2 separate regions of the Homo sapiens genome follow, and region 1 is linked to region 2. The links are chromatin loops, found by intact Hi-C in ENCODE. Cell type or tissue: dorsolateral prefrontal cortex. All regions are shown on one strand. Each heading gives the region's core, and the rest is flanking DNA. Links, peaks and the distances in the headings are about the cores only. Region 1 overlaps SRCIN1 (SRC kinase signaling inhibitor 1). Region 2 holds the start of ARHGAP23 (Rho GTPase activating protein 23).

Region 1 (8,318 bases), core at 119-8,118, 140 kb before region 2:
ACAGGGCATTCAGCCCAATTTCTTTCCCAGTTCCCAAGCCCCATCTTGGCTGAACTTTGGGGAACAGGAATGTGTCTGCCCCCAAGGCTGGATGGCAAGTGGGACAGACTTGTCCTGAATGGCCAAGTGCATGGCGGAGACCAAAGTGGGGCTAGGACAGGGATGGTGATAGGACAGAGGACGATGTGATATGCATGGGTAGGGTTGTGGTGCCTTGTCTGCCCAGAGGTCCTCCCCAGATGGAGCATCTTGGGGCTGTGATAGGGGTTGGATGATGGACAGGAGTGAGGCTGGACTGGGTGAGCTCAGTTGTCCCAAGTCAGGGGCTTGGGGGAGCTGGGGATTTTGGCCTGTCCACATCTGGGATCTGCTCTGATGGAGGAAAGGGGAGCGCTTGAGCAGACCTTCCTCCTGGGGCTCTGTAATTAACCAGGAAAGTGTCTGTGCATAGGATCTTTTCATCACTTGATACTTATCACACTCCCTGCCCCTAAGGCTGAGTCTGAGGTTCCCTTTTGTTAAGTGCAGGACCAGAGACTTTGGAAAGGCCAGAACCACACAGCAGGGCAGGATGAGAGGCCATCTAGGAAACTTAGGCATCCTAGGCCTCCCAGACTTGGCTAAGGATTAAGTCACGGGAGAGTTAAAGGCCAAAGGTGCACAGCAAAGACCCCGGTGGGGAGAGGCTGTGGGCTCTGAAGTTTGAGCAGGAGGCAGAACACTGTCCCCTCCCTGATCCTCCACCAGGCGGGACCTTTAGGGATGGGGGCAGTGAAGAGGATCCTGGGAGGGCACCAGAGGTTGGACTCCAAGCCAAAGCCCCTCCCCCGGCTTCCACCAGGCTGTCTAACCTCCCTCCCTCCTGCTGCAACCCGAGTCCCGGGCGCCAGGCCGGCGTATCGGGTGACCGCGGCGACGCAGCCACCAGCCTCCGCCGCTCCTCTGCGGGGCTGCGCCGGCGGGGCCGCGCCGAGGGAGGGGGCCGCGAGAGGGGATGTGCACGGCGGCGCGCAGCGCCGCGCCAGGTGGAGTCGCGGTTACCGGGGCGACTGGGGCCCGGGCCGGCACGGCGGCGGCCGCGGCGGCTCTCGCATTGCAGCAAAGGGCACCGGCGGCGGCGGCCGCGGCTGCGGAGGCGGCCGGGGGAGAGAAGAGCCCGGGCGGGTGGGAGTAGGGGCCCTCCCTCCCCAGCCGGACGCAGGACCTGGGGCTGGGGACCCCGCACGTACACCTGTGGCCGCAGGTAAGGGGGAGCGACTGTGGGGGCCGGGATCGCCGCCTCGGGTTGGGCGGGGGGCGGGGACACGGAGATGGGGGCCCGCTCCGCGGCACCGAGAGCCATCCAGGGGTGGGGGACGTCCAGGCCATTGCAGGTTCCCGATCCCTGAGAAACGCCTCCTCCCCTCCCCCACCGCATTAGGTGCCTTCGGCGTGGGCCGGCCCCCACTCCAAAATCAGGCTGGCGCCCCCTCCCCCAGCGTCGGAAAGTCATGACCTTCCCGGGGTGCGCCCTCTTCCCCAGCGTCCCACAGCACCCCCACCCACCCACCCACACACACACTCTGCATTGGGAAGGAGATGAGGGTGTCATCCACACATCTGGAAGAGAGGGTCATGCATGTACATCGCGGTGGGGGCAGGCGCCCGAGGAGGGGCGAGTGGCTTAGCCCCAGCCCGGGGGACGAGTGTTTACGCTGACTCGTGTTCATGGGAGTTGAGAGGTGGGTGTGTGCACCGGTGCAGCACAGCCAGGGGATTAAGGAGCCGGTGTGGACCCGTGGGTTGCCCTCCCTCCTTGGAAGGTGCGTGGTCAGGGCTTGAGGTCAAGGAGGGGTCATTTGCTCACTGAACCTGCTGGGGATGCCTGCCCAGGGGAGGAAAGAGACCTCAGCTGGCTGGGCCAAGCCTCCCCAGGGGCCCTAGCCCCTCCCCTCCCAGGGCATGAGGGCCGAGGGGGGGAAAACCAGCAGCAGGGGAAGTAGGAACCCCTCTACCAGTGGCTAGGATGGAGGAGAGAGGAAGGGAGTTAACTCCTTAGCTCCCAGAGAGAAGAAGCTGTTTCCTCTTCTCACCAGGAGTTTGAGGACTCCCTGGCCTGGCTTCCTTGGGCCTTGAGAGACACTCCTTTCCCCCGTTTCTCACAGCGTGGTCCCTAGGGTCCTATGCTTCCATCTTACCTTCTTAGAACACCTCTCATTTTGCCCCAGCTCCTTTAAGATTCTTCCCCACAAGTGGTTGCCCCTGCCGGGGTCTCCCCTACTCACCCCTTTCTTTATTTCCCCCTTTCACTGTCTTTTGGGAAGGTGAGACCCCCTCCCTGACTATGGGGGAGGGAGACAGCTTTGGCACTGGAAGATTTGGCTTGAGGTGGACAGCCAGACCTCTCCTGGCCCTTCCTGCCCTCTGCCCTCCTAACTGGGGGGTTTCTGGTGTTGGGAAATTCCCAGGGAAAAGGCCCAGAAGGCTGAGCAGTGCTGGGTGCCAGGAGATGGAGGGAGTGGTGCCAGACCAGAGTATTCAGAGATCCCACCCTCCACCCATGGCTCGGTCCTATTTTATTGACATTCATTCATTGTCACATACTTGCTGAGTGCCTGCTATCCACCAGGTACTGTACTGGGCACAGCAGGAGGAACAGACACCCTGGAAAGGGGTGAGGAGGTACAGGGTGCTGGAAGTTGGAAGGGGAGTGACTGGGAATGTCCCACCTTAGAGAACACTAGAGGAGCCCTTTGCTCTCAGTCACGCTAGTCTGTCCCATGGGTTAAAATCCTGGAAAGAGACAGAGAAGGGGATGGATGATATCCCCAGAGGCCTCCCCCACCACAGTTTCTCTTCGCCAGAGACACTGAGTGGCCAAGAGACTGTGTCTCGTTCCTGGTGGGGTCAACATGAAAGAGGATCATTCTTCCCACTTTCCAGAGGGAGGACAGAGGATGGAGGGGCAGGATTCACTCATGTGCTCTATAGATCAGAGCCTGAAGTTCCAGATTTTGATCTCAACATCTCTCATGCATCCAAGTGACCGGCACAAGCGCAGCCCCTCTTCCATCTTTATCCTTTGAGGGGCTTGGCTGGCCTTTCCTATGGCACTGATGCCACCCAGTCCTCTCCCTTGGCTGCTGCTAGTGATACGTCCCTTCCAGGTGACTGCCCCATGGATGTGCACAGCCTTGGGACCCTGGGGCAGGCCCATGTGGAGGCCATAGCCAGTGTGGTTGTGGCCAGGCCCTGTCTTTATCTCCCTCCCAGGACCACGAGGTGGGCCTCAGTCATCCGAACAAGGTACCCTGAGTCTGATGTGTTGACACTGGTGGCAGGGTGGGGGACAGAACATCTTCTATCTCTTTTGCATCAGAGGTCACCTCCCTGACTTATGATATCTGGGACATGATAGGCATGGGACAGTGGCACCCTGACCTGGGGCTTTCTCTTTGTACGTAGGTGGCTCTGAGGCCGTGTGTGTGTGTGTTTCAATAGCCGGGGTGTGTGTCTCTCACTGTGAGTGGGCACCCGTGTCTCTGTTTCTGTGACTGTGGTGTTTTGAGGGTGAGTGTGAATGCCATCAGCACCTCTTGTCCTCTGTGACTGGCTATGGTGCTTGTGAGTGTGTGTAAGCGAGGCAGGGGTCTGGCGGGAGCCAAACACGTTTGTGTATGAGTGGGGGCGGTCTATGTGTGAATGTCTCTGTCTCTGAGTTTCTGTTTGTTTCCAGGGCTGTTTCTGACTGGGGAGCCCCTCTCTTAGTAGGGGTGTGTGTGTGTCGCTCTGGGTGTGTCTGTGGAGATGTCCTTATCAGAGGATGTGTCTGAGAGTCTGTGCTCAGCTGTGCGTGAGCCTGTGTGTTGCGGGGCGCTGTGGGTGGCCCATGTGTGCGCCGCCCGTGCCTGGTGTCATGGTAGTGGTGGGTAAGGGACTTGAGGCCTTCTCTGCAGAGCGGTCCATCACCGCTGGGTCTGCAGACGTGATTGTCCTCATAAACCTTCCGGTGTCCTCTGCCTGCCCCCACGTGTCCACTCCCTCTGCTACCCCTCCCCTTCCCCAGGCCACAGTCAGCTGCCGCTGGAGCCTGTTACTTGGTCCCTGGTCTCCCCTACCCTCAGTACCTGTGGGCATCCCCTAGCACCACTGGGGGTGGCCTCAGTCCATAGATGATTCCAAGCATTGGCTGGGACACAGACTTTGTTGTCCTCTTCTACTGCCTGGTATGTGACTGTTTTTTTTGGTTGTTGTTGTTTGTTTGTTTGTTTTCTAGCGTGAATGCTGGGGGAAGGATGGGGATGGTGGCTTAGGAGGGGGTGGTCTTGGCAAATGACCCTCTTGGTCCCAGCCCCAGCCCAGTGTCACCCCCACCCCAAAGGTCTGCCTTAGGTAAAGCCTCCAGCCGGAGTGCCCCTCGACTCAGCCCCTTCCAACTCCTCCCTGCCAGGAAAGCATTCAGGTGGCCCAGGACACCCTGGCATGGTGTTCTTCCCCCAGGGGCGCCTTCGATGTCCCTCTCCTCTGCCAGTGGCTCTAAGGCCTGGGGATCTTGTCTGCTCGTGCCAGGCACCCCCGGGCCAGGCCATCTGCTGCCTCTGTCTCCCTGCTGAGGCTGGCACCGGTCAGCAGGGTGCCTTGGCTTTGCCAAGAACCAACCCGGCCCCAGGGCAGCTCTTTCCTTGTACTAAGCCATCTGGAAGGGCCTTCTGGTCTCTAGGGAAGGAAGGGTGACCCTGGGTTACTGCAAATGAGGAGGACTCTCTGGCTTCCCATTCTAGGGATGCTAAGAGGGATACGAGGAGCCCTCCTCAATCAGCCAGCCAGCCACAGTCCCCAGTCTCCCCAACTCCCTTCACTGCCCCCAGCTCCCCAGCCATTGATTGCCCAGTGAGTGAGGTTCCTGGCACCTGGCCACTCTGCTCTGTAAACTAGATCCACCATGCTGCATAGGCCTCTCTCTCTTGGCCTTGGGCCCCAGCCCCCCTCCTCCGACCCCTGCCCCATCCATCCTGATCCACCCCATCCACCTCTGCCCCGGGGTCTAGTTCTGATCCCACTCTGCTCCATTCAGACACTTTCTGCTTGTCCACCCAGTTAAGTCTAAATACTTTCTCTCAGCAGTTATGACCACTCATCATCTGGCCTCAGCCTCCCACTTCCCACCCTTTGCAGCCTAATCTGCTACTTTCCCAGCTGCGCCCCAGCCAATGTGGACTAGTGACTTGCCTCAACCCCCCTCCACTTGTCTGCCCCTGGGCACTTCCCCTCTGCCCAGCAGGCCTCTCCTTCCAGTCTCCAGCTGCTCGTTTTTCCAGACCCAACTCAAATGCCACCTCTTCCAAGCACTGTTCCCTGGCCTGCCATTTCTCTGACCCCACAGCTCAGCTTTGTCGCTGCCTCTCTTGTGACTGCCTCATGGGTTCGCTCTATCACCATCCTCTGTGCCTTTTCCCACCAGTAACTCTGCGAGGAGTCGCTGTAGCGCCTGCTCAGGGCCATCCTGGGTACACCATGGTGTTCCAGGTCTCAGTAGAGAATGGATGTACCAGGCATGACTTCATTCCTGCTCCTGGGAGGGTGGAGGGCCCTTGTCCTAGGGCTGAGTGCTGAGTTCCAAGGGTCTCTAACCTGCCCCTGCCCCTCTTTTCCCCTCCTGGGCCCCCTCATAACCATCTCTTCTCTTATTTCCATCAGCAGCCAAACTACTGGAGTTTCAAGGTCAGTGTGTGATGCCTCTGCTCCCATGACAACTGCATGTGCTCTCCCTCCCCTGCCCCTGCCTCTCCCTTGCACAGGCTTTGCACCGGGGTGCGCATCTGCACGGACACCTTCTGGTATGGGCGGTGGGCCTCGGGGCTGCAGGCTGTGGCTGCTGCTTTGGGAGAGTCTGGGTTCGCCTGTCAGGGGCTTGTGGATGGAGTAGGAGTTTGGGCCACCCCTGCTGGGGATCTGGGCTAGAGATGCTCAGTCCCCAGGCATCCCCAGCCCCTGAGGGGCATTTTGAAATGACATACATTTTCCCCAGCCTGGAGAGACTGCTGCCTCTGAGTTAGGGACTTAGACCCTTGTTGTGGGCCCTCTTCTTTGAATTCATATCTCACCTCCCAGGGAGGCCCTGTGACTGTGATGGGTCCCCCTTCCTTTTCTTACTGTCCACCATGGGGGCTGGTCCGTGCTAGGCAGGAGACTCATGGTCCTACACCCTCAAGCCTGTTGTCTAAGTGGAGGGCTAAGCTGAGGGATAGGTGCCTTCTTGCCTCCTCCTGAGCTCTGGCCTTTCCAGAGCTAAGACAGCTGTCTGCCCCTCCCAGGGTATCCTGTTGACCCCTGGGAGAGCACCCTCAGGCACCTGCTTGCCTCCTGGAGTCTCTGGCCTCCCAAGTCCCAGGCATCATGACAGCGGGTGGGAGGCATCCCACCCAGACTCCCCAGGTGTCTTATTTGCATGCATTCTTCCTAGCACTGCAAGAAGTCCTTGAATCAGAGAATCATGGAGTCAAAGTCACACTGTCAAGCATAGCCTCTTTGGAGGAGGCAGTTGAGGGTAGTGGTTAAGCGCATGGACCCAAGAGCCAGGCTGCGTAGTGGTGAATTCCATACAGTCTGCTGCTAACTAGCTTGGTGACCTGGGGCAAGCCACATATCCTCTTAGCCTTGGTTTCTCCTCTGTAGAGTAGAACGACAATGTCTGCATCATAGAATTGTTGTAAAGATAGGGAAAAAAGGCCGGATGTGCTGGCTCACGCCTGTAATCCCAGCACTTTCGGAGGCCGAGGCATATGGAATGCTTGAGCCCAGGAGTTTGAAACCAGCCTGGGCAATGTAGTGAGAACTTGTTGGCCAAGGAGGGAGGCTGAGGTGGGAGGATCACTTGAGTATGGGAGATTGAGGCTGCAGTGAGCTATGTTTGCACCTCTGCGCTCCAGCCTGGGTGACAGAGGGAGGCCCTATCTCAGAAAAAAAAGAAGAAAGAAAGAGAGAAAGAGAGAGAGAAAGAAGGAAAGAAAGAAGGAAGGAAGGAAGGAAAGAAGGAAGGAAGGAAGGAAGGAAGGAAGGAAGGAAACGAAACAAAACAAAACAAAACAAAACACGAGAGGATGCATGTTCCAGGCAGTGCCTGGCTCCTGGTGAGCCTTACATGGTAGCTGACCTCATTAGCTACTAAATCATAGACTCTGCCTTGATTCTCAAACCTAGAAATCAGAATCGCCTTAGGAACTTGTCAAAAATCTCGAACCCCAGGCTCCAATCCCCAGAGATTCTGGTTCAGTGAATATGGGGTCCTGGAAAGGTATTTTTAAAAGCTCCCAAGTGATTCTTCCCTAGTCTATGGACAACCTCTGGGAATCTCAGATCCATGAGCTGCTCCCTGGAACACTCTGGTGATAGGCGCTCTCTACCTCCCATGGTGGTCCCTCTCCTGTCTTGGGAGAGCTCTGCTTGAATCACTGTTTTGTTCTTCTGCCATCTCCCTTATGGTGGGGAAGTCCTGGATGTTTCACTTTCCTCTGCCCTATTGTCTCAGCCCAAGCATGGAGAGAAGTGCCAGCAGGTTTTCCCTCCTCTCGAGAGGGTTTTCTGTACAGGCTGTGAGAATGGAAAGGTGCCCACTGGGCTAGGAAGTGGTGGAGCAGGGAACGTGGGCATCTCTTCTCCCAGGGTTTCTGCCTTCTTGGCAGGCAGCAACCCCCAGGATCCCTGCCCTGCCTCCCTTCATTTGGACCCCTGTTCTGCCTCCTTACTGGCATCTCACTGGTGTCCCCCCGGCACCATGGCCACCCCCTACTCTTCATCGTTGCTGGCTGCCTCGTGCTGCCTGAATTCTGTAGCCCTCATCCGCACTAGCCTGGCAACCACTGACCTTTTAGTTGCCAGGCAACCCCATGACCACCAGACCAGACCTGGTTCCCCACACTGCCACAGAGCTCCCCGCCCTTCAGCTGGGATGAAGGTGAGACAGAGGGGTGTGGGCTGGCACTGGTGGTCAGCCTAGAGCTGAGCCATAGCCTCTCGGTCACAAGCACAAGCGGCCCCTCCCTACTGCCCCTGGCCCATTTCTATGCTGCCTTCCTCCTGCCAAGACCCACACCCACCCAGTGGTCAAGGCATTATGCTTGAGAGGGGAAGCTCCCTGATGTCCCCACGTCTGATCTATTATGGTCCCCAAACCCTCAAGGCCACCTTGGGGACAGCTGGGCATACTGCCCATCAGAAGAAGATGCTCTCCCTTTAAGAGTGCTAATCCAATTGGAACATTAAATTGAGTTAATATGAAGATGGAGATTAATTAGGGGTAAATCAGGAATTGGGGAGAGAGGGAGCTGAAGAGGAGAATA
Region 2 (8,318 bases), core at 159-8,158:
GCCAAAGGCTCCCCTGTGCATTGCTCAGTCCAAAAGCCTGGGGTGCCCCTTTCTACTTGGACCTTGGGAACTCACCAGCAGGAACCACTCCTTCCTCTCCCTCTTTTCATGGAATCACCGCAGGTCAGAGCTGAAGGGACTCTGGGCACTTCTCTACAACCCTCTTATGACAACTCAACAACCTGAGGCCCCTTCCTCCTCCCACTTGGCATCCATCCTCTCAAGCAATCCTCCTGTCTCAGCCTCCCGAGTAGCTGAGACTACAGGTGTGAGCCACCATAGTCCCTACAGTTCCAACCACACAGGGCTGGCTTCCTTCCACTCTTGCTGGTCCCTTCCTCTCTGCTCTATCCCCTTGGCCTGTCCCTTCTCTAGGCCTCAGTTTCCCCATGAGGCAAATGGAGAGACAGGGAAGGAGGGTGGCCTCTGATATTCCTCCAGCTGAAGCAAAGGAAGATGTCCCCTCTCTGGGTAGCTTTCCTCCTCCTTCTGTCCCTTTTCAGGAACAATACAGAGTTCCTCCACCTTGAGCATAAGGGAGACTCTATGCGGGAGGTGGGGGTGTCCCCTCCAGCCTCTCCTTCCAGCCTTCGGGGGCTCTCAGAAGCAGGAAAAGCTCTGGATTGCCCAGGTCCCCACCTCTCCCTCCTCCCAAGAGCTCTGAGTCTGGCGTCCACACCCGATTCTTTCCAAGCTCTCACACTTTTGGGGAAATTAAAAAGGAAGAAGCAGCTGTTGATACAGGAGCACAGAGCCAGACAGAAGTCAGATAGGAGACAGAAACACTCTCGGGCCAGAATGAACTCGGCCCCTGCCTAGGTGCACCCCCACTTGGGGCTAAGGCCCCTTGCGTGGTTGTCCTCCCACATGGCTCCCACGCGGTCTCCCAGCCCACCACATTCCTCCGGCCCACACACCTCCGACCAACCTCCACACCCCAAGAGGCCAAGGCCGGGTCTGTTTCTATCCCTCAGGCCTCGGCCCTTGGGTCTCAGTCATCCCCACGCCCCGCCCCATGCTGTCTCTCCTCCCAGGGATTCAGGCCGAGCTTTGAAAGGGTCACTTCAAAGAGGACCTGCCTTCCGAGGGCCTAGCCAGACCCAGGGCCAGCTCCTCGGCCAGATTCCCAGCGGTTGGGGACAAAGGCCCCACTGTTCCCCGACCCCCGGACGCCCCCAAATGCACTGGGCATAAGAAGTCTTTCTTTCCCCAGTTCCGCTCCTTACGGGCCCGGGCTCCTTGCCACCGGGAGTAGCCCTGGCTCCTCCTCCAGGAGAAGCTGGGGGGTTGGCGGGACAGGGAATTACTAGTTTCCCCACTGCCACCACCATACACCCAAACCCCTTGGGCACCCAGGATGATGACAAAATCCAGCCAGGCGCGGTGGCTCACGCTTGTAATCCCAGCACTTCGGGAGGCCAAGGCAAGTGGATCACCTGAGGTCAGGAGTTCGAGACCAGCCTGGCCAACATGCCAGCCAACATGCCGAAACCTTGTCTCTAAAAAAATAAAAAAAATTAGCCAGGTGTAGTGGCACACCTGTAATCCCAGCAGCCCAGGAGACTGAGGCACGAGGATGATGACGCAACCCCGGGGCCAACCTCAGGACCAGTGGCCCAGGCTCCTCTCTGTCCCTCGGCCACCAAGCCCTTCCTGGGCCTAGAATACAATCCCACATTTTCCCACCTATCAGAACCATACCCACCCTTGCAGGCCTCCTCCAGGCAGCCTCTCAGGACTACCTATCCTCTGGGGAGCCTCACAGTCCAAACCATAGCAGCCAACCCCTGATGTTCCCAGAGGCTGGGGACATCTCTGCCTGCTCTCCTCAATGCCCCACAGTAGGAAGTAGGATTCACCTGCTCCTCTAATTTCCTATCATATAGTGCTGATCCCAAGGCAGGGCCCTTAAAGTTTCCTGTGCCAAGCCTTTGCTGAATTCTCTCTAGTGCACATCATTCTCCAGCCTGTGCTTGCCCAGACCTCACTGCACCTCCAGTGATGGGGGCCTCATTACCTCCAGAGGCAGGTCACTTTCTCTTTAGATTGCTCTGACCATAAAGGTCAGTACTTTTTACTGAGGCAAAAGTGCATTGTTCTCATTTCTATCCATTGATTTTTTTTAATAATAGTTGCTACCAATAATTGAGATTACTAAATCTCAGCCACTTTACCAATACTACCTCATTTAGCCCTCTCTGTAATTTTGAGGGATTATTTCAGGGATAAGAAAACCAGCCAGGTGTGGTGGCTCACACCTGTAATCCCCGCACTTTGGGAGGCCAAAGTGGGAGGATCACTTGAGTCCAGGAATTTTGAGACCAGCCTGGGCAACATGGCAAAACCCTGTCTCTATAAAAAATACAAAATGGAAAAATTAGCTGGGCATGGTGGCATGCACCTGTAGTCTCAACTACTCAGGAGGCTGAGGAGGGAGGCTCACTTGATCCCAGGAGTTCAAGGCTGCAGTGTACCAAGCTCACACCACTGCACTTCAGCCTGAGCAACAGAACAAGACCCTGCCTCAAAAGAATAAAAGAAAGCCGAGGCTAAAACAATGAAGTAACTTGTCCAAGGGCACACAGTGAACAAGGAGTACATCTAAAATTTGGACCTCAGCAGGCTGAAGGCAGGCAGAGCTTTTTTGTTTCGTTTGGTTTGGTTTTTTGAGACAGGGTCTCATTATGTTGCCCAGGCTGGAGTGCAGTGGTGCAATCACAGCTCACTGCAGACTCGAACCCCCCAGCTCAAGTGATTTTCCCACTTCCACCACCCGAGTAGCTGGGACTACATGCCCAGCTAATTTTTTTTTTTTTTAAGACTACATTTTGCTCTTGTCACTCAGACTAGAATGCAATGGCGTGATCTTGGCTCATTGCAATCTCCCTCTCCCAGGTTCAAGCGATTCTCCTGCCTCAGGCTCCCAAGTAGCTGGGACTACAGGTGTGTGTCACTTCACCCAGCTAATTTTGTAATTTTAGTAGGGACAGTGTTTCACCATGTTGGCCAGGCTGGTCTCAAACTCCTGACCTCAGGTGATCCACCCGCCTTGGCCTCCCAAAGTGCTGGGATTACAGGTGTCAGCCACTGCTCCTGGCCCCAGCTAATTTTTAAAATTTTTCTGTAGGTATTGGGTCTCCTTGTGTCACCCAGGCTGGTCTCAAACTCCTGAGTCCAAGTGATCCTCCTACCTTGGCCTCCCAAAGTGCTGGGATTACAGGTGTGAGCCACTGTACCCGGCCTGTGTCAGTTTCTTAATCTGTCAAGTGGGGTGATGGTAATATACCAACATAGTGGTAAGCACTATGGAAGAAGTTGCTATTATCATTTTTCTCGGCCTCAAATAACTCCTACCTGGTAGGGTAGACGGATATGAGATGGAACATCACAGTGTCAGGGGTAGAGCTGGGCATGGGGCGCCCTGGGGGGCCACAGGCGGGGCTGTTCCCTGGTTTGTACTTCACAAACATTTATGGAGAACTGCTCTGTGCCAGGCTCTGTGCTGGCCACTGGGGACACAGAGATGAACAGGATACATTGTCCACTCATCCCTGCAGCTCCCTGCCCTCCCCTCTCCCTCTTGGAGCCCAGTCCATGAACCCTGCACTGAGGGGGGCCACGAAGGACAGAACCAACCACAGAGGGAAAGGCATGGCCTGGGAGCTGGGAGTCAGAAGATGGGTCCTTGTCTGCCGAGGCTGAGGGACCTTGGGCACTCCCCAGTCTGTTTCCCCACTGTAGCGTAACAGAGTTGGACACGATCACCCCTTTGGTCCTCACCCACTCTGACAGGTGGTAAATACACCCCAACCCAAAAGGGCTTTAAAATCTCCCCAAAGTCCAGCCCCAAGGCCATCTCAGCCTGATGTCCCACTGAGGCAATGGGGGAGGAGACACCCACCTGGCACAGATTGGTACTGCCCTGCTGACAAACTGGCACAATTTCACAAGAAACAGGGGGGCCTGGATCTGAAGGCGGGTTGTTTGAAGCGGGTGGAGGGTGCTAGGGGAAAGGCAGCACCAGCTCCCACAGGCCCTATTCATGTCTCTCTCCCGAGATGGTGAGAGCAGGATCATTAAAACCAGGCTTTGTCCAAATCCCTGACCAAGCCAATATCTTACCTTTGAACCCCTGCAGCCAACAGAGCAGGGCTTCATGCCCCTTTGGAAGGAAAACACCAGTGAACCGAGCCCTGGCCCAGTGCTATGGGCTAGCATGGGGCAGGGTGGGAAAGATTGGAGGAGTAAAGAAATAGAACAAAAGACAAGCAACTAAGCTGCAATCCAGCCAGAAGCTGACCTTGATCTTGGGCTGTGTAGAAAATGGACACGGATTTGGGGTGGGAGTGACAGCGGGACATAGCAGGTCCTGAGAAGCCAGATAGTGAGGGTGAGAGCCAGACTCTAGAGCCAGACTGCCACATTCCTACCCTGGCTCCACAGTGCACTGGGGGTGTGATTTGGGCTGCAATATTGGCTATGCCTCAGTGTCCTCAACTGTAAAATGGGGATAATAATGGTATCTACCTCTTAGTGGTATTGTGAGGATCAAATGAGGTAGTTTTTATAAATACTGGCCAGGAGTTTTTGCTGTCTGTGTATTAACTATGAGCTATACTGTGAAAGCAACTCCCCTTTCTTAAAAACACATTTTTTGTTTCCAGGCACCAGTGCTCATTTGAATATATTTGCTGGAATATTTGATATCTCCAATGACCATCTCCAGGTTTCTACATTGGAATCCAACTTCACAAGAATCCACTTGACCCACTATACTGGAGGAAACTTCCCTGCATGGCTAGCCTGGGATGCTGTGGGTCACAAGCCCCTCCCTAGAAGTTCTCCTGAGTATCTAACTGCAGTCCCTCACACTGTAACTTCTTCCATGCTGCTGCTTTGTAGTCTCTCTTTTAACCTTACACATCAAGAAGTCCTTCTGAGTATCCCTGCAATGTAGGATGAAGCAATCCACTACCCACTCCTGCACTGCTCTGCTCAGAACCAGCACCCTCCCTCACCCCCACTCCCATCCATGCCAAGAATGCTGCACTTCTTCCCCGTGAGCCAGGGTCAGCCCGAGGAGAGGGGCACAAGCACAGGGCCTCTTCCCCCCACCCAGTCCTTCTCTGCTTGGGCTGGGATCCACACAAGCCTGACCTATTCCCGTAGTCAGACACCTTCCTAACAGCTTTCCTCCCCAAGCTTCATCTTGTGCCCTGACTACCCTCAAGTGTCCTGGGTTCTTGCCTGGGCACTGTCACTACATAGGCTCAGACCCTCTCTGTGAAATGGGACACCAACACCTACCCTGCCCACTCCCATTCTTCCTGTTTATTATTATTGAGGCCTTTGAATCCAGCACTGAATGTAGAGGATTTACTGCTCCCATGGTTCCCAAGAAGAGGTCAGGTCCTCAGATGCAGGATCTTGGAATTCCCAGCCACCTTGGGGTGGACCCAACCACACTGTGGGCAAGTGGAAGAAGCCGCTGGGGCCGGGGGCCTTTGGGCTGCCTTTGGAGGCGAAATGACTGGTTATATAATCGAGATTCAAATCGCATGCCAAGGAGCACATGGCAGTGAGAGCTGTCACTTTGGGGAATGGGGTCTGTTGCCCTGGCAGAGGGGAGAACCACATGGGATCAAAAGCCACTCACCCCCAGCTAGGCCGCAGGGTTGGGGTGGAGACAGAGAGGGGTGCAGGGGATAGAGATGAAGTATGTGTTGCTGGTGGGGGATTGAATCCAAGGGACTCATGCTTGGATTCATGACCTCCACCCCCACCCCCCGTCCATCCTGAATTTCAAGTTCATAATTAGGAAACACACTTTGGCTGAAGGGAGTCGGGGAGAGATGCAGATTGAGGGAGAACTGAACACACATCCAGCAACCAAGGAACACACCAGTCTCCAAAAGAGTTGCAAGCACCAGATCCCACCTTCAACACTGCCGGGAAAGCTGGGGAGGAGGGTCCCCAAGTCTTTCAGCCCTGTCTAAAGAGGAACAGGCCTCAGCCCTGGCCTTGACCTCAACCTGGACCCCGGGGAATTTCTTTTCCGAGCTCAGGGAAACTGTTGGCCTGACAGTGTTCAACCCTTCAACTTAGGAGCAGGGAGGCCTGCTGGGGGGCTCCTGCAGGGCGGGCAGCCAGGCTCAGAGGTAAGGGAATGGCCCTGATGGGGGGATGGGGCTGGGAGGCCCCTGCTGGCCCCTCCCCAGCCTCAGCAGCTGGCAGATGAAAGAACCCAGGCAGAGCAGCCCAGCGCTGAGTAATGCCCCTGGCACCCCGCGCTCTGACCCACCCACAGCCGGTCGGAGAGGGCAGAGGGGAGGGCAGCCTCGCCGGCAGAGCCCGGGGTCCTGGGCCTGTGTCTAGAACTTCCCCAGGATCCAGGAGGGCGGCGGAACCGCGCCTGGCAACCCGTCCCGCAGTCCGACCCGGCAGGGGGCGAGTGTGGCGCGGGGAGGGGGTGTCCGGACGCCTTAGTGGAGGACGTCCCGCTCCGGGAACCCCCTCCCCCACCCCCTCTCCCTCCAGCTGTGCCGGGGCCTCGCCAACGGAAAACGAAAACTCGGGCAGAGGAAACGGCGGCAGGCGCCCCGCCTGAAAAACCCGAACAAAAGCCGCGGGCCTCCCGCCCCCGCTGCCCAGCCGCTGGGGGCCTGGCACCGCCACCTGGGTCTGTGCCCCCTGTCCTGACAGCCCCGTGCCCGTCCCGACCCCTTGCCTGCTTCCGTCCTTCCCACCCCTCTACCCCGGACAGCTCTTGCTCGGGCCCCCTCCCGGGCCTGCCACCAGCTGAATCTCCCCGCAGCGGTGCCCGCGGTGCCCGCGCCCACCGTGCGCCCCAGGCTGTGCAGGGCGAGCGGGGTCGCAGCGACCCTGGCTTGGCAGCCCGCTCCCCAGCAGCTACCGGCCCCGCCCACTTCCCTGGCCCAGCACCCTCACCTGTGGGGGCCGGGGCTCCGGGCGGGGCGGGATCCCGACCAGGCAGAAGGCGACTCCATTCATCGGGTGGCAGCGGCGGCTCTGCGGCCGGGGCACGGCTGGGGGCGCCGGCAGGGACCCGGGAGGGGCGGGGCCGGGGGCGGGGCCGAGCGCGGTGTGGGGGGGCCCCCCCCGGGGTCCGCCCCCTCGCCCCTCCCCCTTCCCACCACCCACCCCGCGCTCCCTTCTGGGTGCCCCGGCGGCCTCGCTCAAGGGCCACAGACCTGCAACCGGGCTGAGGCAGAGGCGAGCGCTGCCTGAGAGCTGGACGTCAGAGCCCAGCCTGGCGAAGAGAGGCGGTCTCCAGGAGACGCTTGCCCGGCCTCTAAGGGACCGGCCCAGATAGAGGGCCATCCAGGCCCAGGAAAGAGGACAAGGGCACCGAACCCAGAACTAGCACGGGGATAGGGAGGGAGGGAGAGGGAAGCAAAGAGAAACAGCCAGCCAGAGATGGTCAGAAACAGAGATCCAGAGACCCAGAAAGCATGAGAAAGGCAGAGACAAGATAGAGACAGCGCAGAGAGAGGCAGAGAAAGTCAGAAACAAAGATGAGGAGACCCAGGATCAGAAAGGGGGGAAGACAGAAAAAGGCTTAGAGGCCCCCTTCCCTTTAGAGACCCCTAGACATTGAGACACAAGGGAAGATTTAGTGCAGGGGGTGGGGAGACGGGGTGCCCCTCAGTGTAGGGTAAGCCCCTCCCAGCCAGAGTCTCAGCCCAGGATCCCAGAGAGGAGGGGGAGTCGAGCATAGAAGAGAGGCTGGCAGGTGCCCCAGCCCTTCGGACCCCCACCCAGCCAGTCCTGGGGCTCAGGCCATGGGGCCAGCCCACAGTCCTGCTCTGCAGTGAACAGCAGTGACAGCAGAGGCTCCCAATCACCAGCACCCCACAGCCACCCTTCCTGGCTTCACTCTGAGCTGGGCCTAAAGAGATGCCCTGGTCCTGAGCCAGCTTCTTTCCTTGTCCCCCAGAAGGACCCCCTCCAGCCCATCCCCTGACAGTCCAGGGAGGGACAGTCCTTCTGTCTTTCTTTTCCTTTTTTTTTTTTCGGCAGGGTCTCACTCTGTCACCCATGCTGGAGTACAGTGGCACAATCTAGGCTCACTGAAACCTCTGCCCCCAGGTTCAAGTGATCCTCCCACCTCAGCCTCCCCAGGTAGCTGGGACTACAGGCCCATGCCACACCGCCCACCTAACTTTTGTACTTTGGTAGAGATGAGGTTTCACCAGGATGGCCAGGCTGGTCTCAAACTCCTGACCTCAAGTGATATTCGCCTGCCTCAGCCTCCCAAAGTGCTGGGATTATAGGCGTGAGCCACCATGCCTGGCCTT

What was found. Peaks named below come from ENCODE experiments on the same cell type or tissue, not always from the same donor. Only the 100,000 strongest peaks of a DNase experiment are listed, where the experiment ranks them.
Region 1: it touches region 2 in a loop (3-fold over the local background); 2 of 110 quality-filtered maps call a loop at or near these places.

Annotation. Positions count from the first base shown.
Region 1 is chr17:38,565,593-38,573,910 of GRCh38, reverse strand. It overlaps SRCIN1 (SRC kinase signaling inhibitor 1), which reads left to right. Exons shown (of 19, transcript NM_025248.3): 3 at 5,680-5,700. Among named protein-coding and RNA genes, the nearest start is that of SRCIN1, 36 kb to the left of the region's middle. RefSeq lists an enhancer at 7,368-7,876. In dorsolateral prefrontal cortex, for the core only: a CTCF peak has its summit at 827; DNase peaks (open chromatin) are centred at 870, 3,920, 4,590, 4,890 and 1 weaker place; H3K4me3 peaks cover 7,661 bases; H3K27ac peaks cover 8,000 bases.
Region 2 is chr17:38,427,179-38,435,496 of GRCh38, reverse strand. ARHGAP23 (Rho GTPase activating protein 23) reads right to left here and starts at 7,033. Exons shown (of 24, transcript NM_001199417.2): 1 at 6,949-7,033. The coding sequence starts at 7,011. RefSeq lists enhancers at 5,052-5,959, 5,960-6,869. In dorsolateral prefrontal cortex, for the core only: no CTCF peak of the experiment used is centred there; DNase peaks (open chromatin) are centred at 3,546, 3,956, 6,276, 7,146 and 2 weaker places; H3K4me3 peaks cover 7,831 bases; H3K27ac peaks cover 8,000 bases.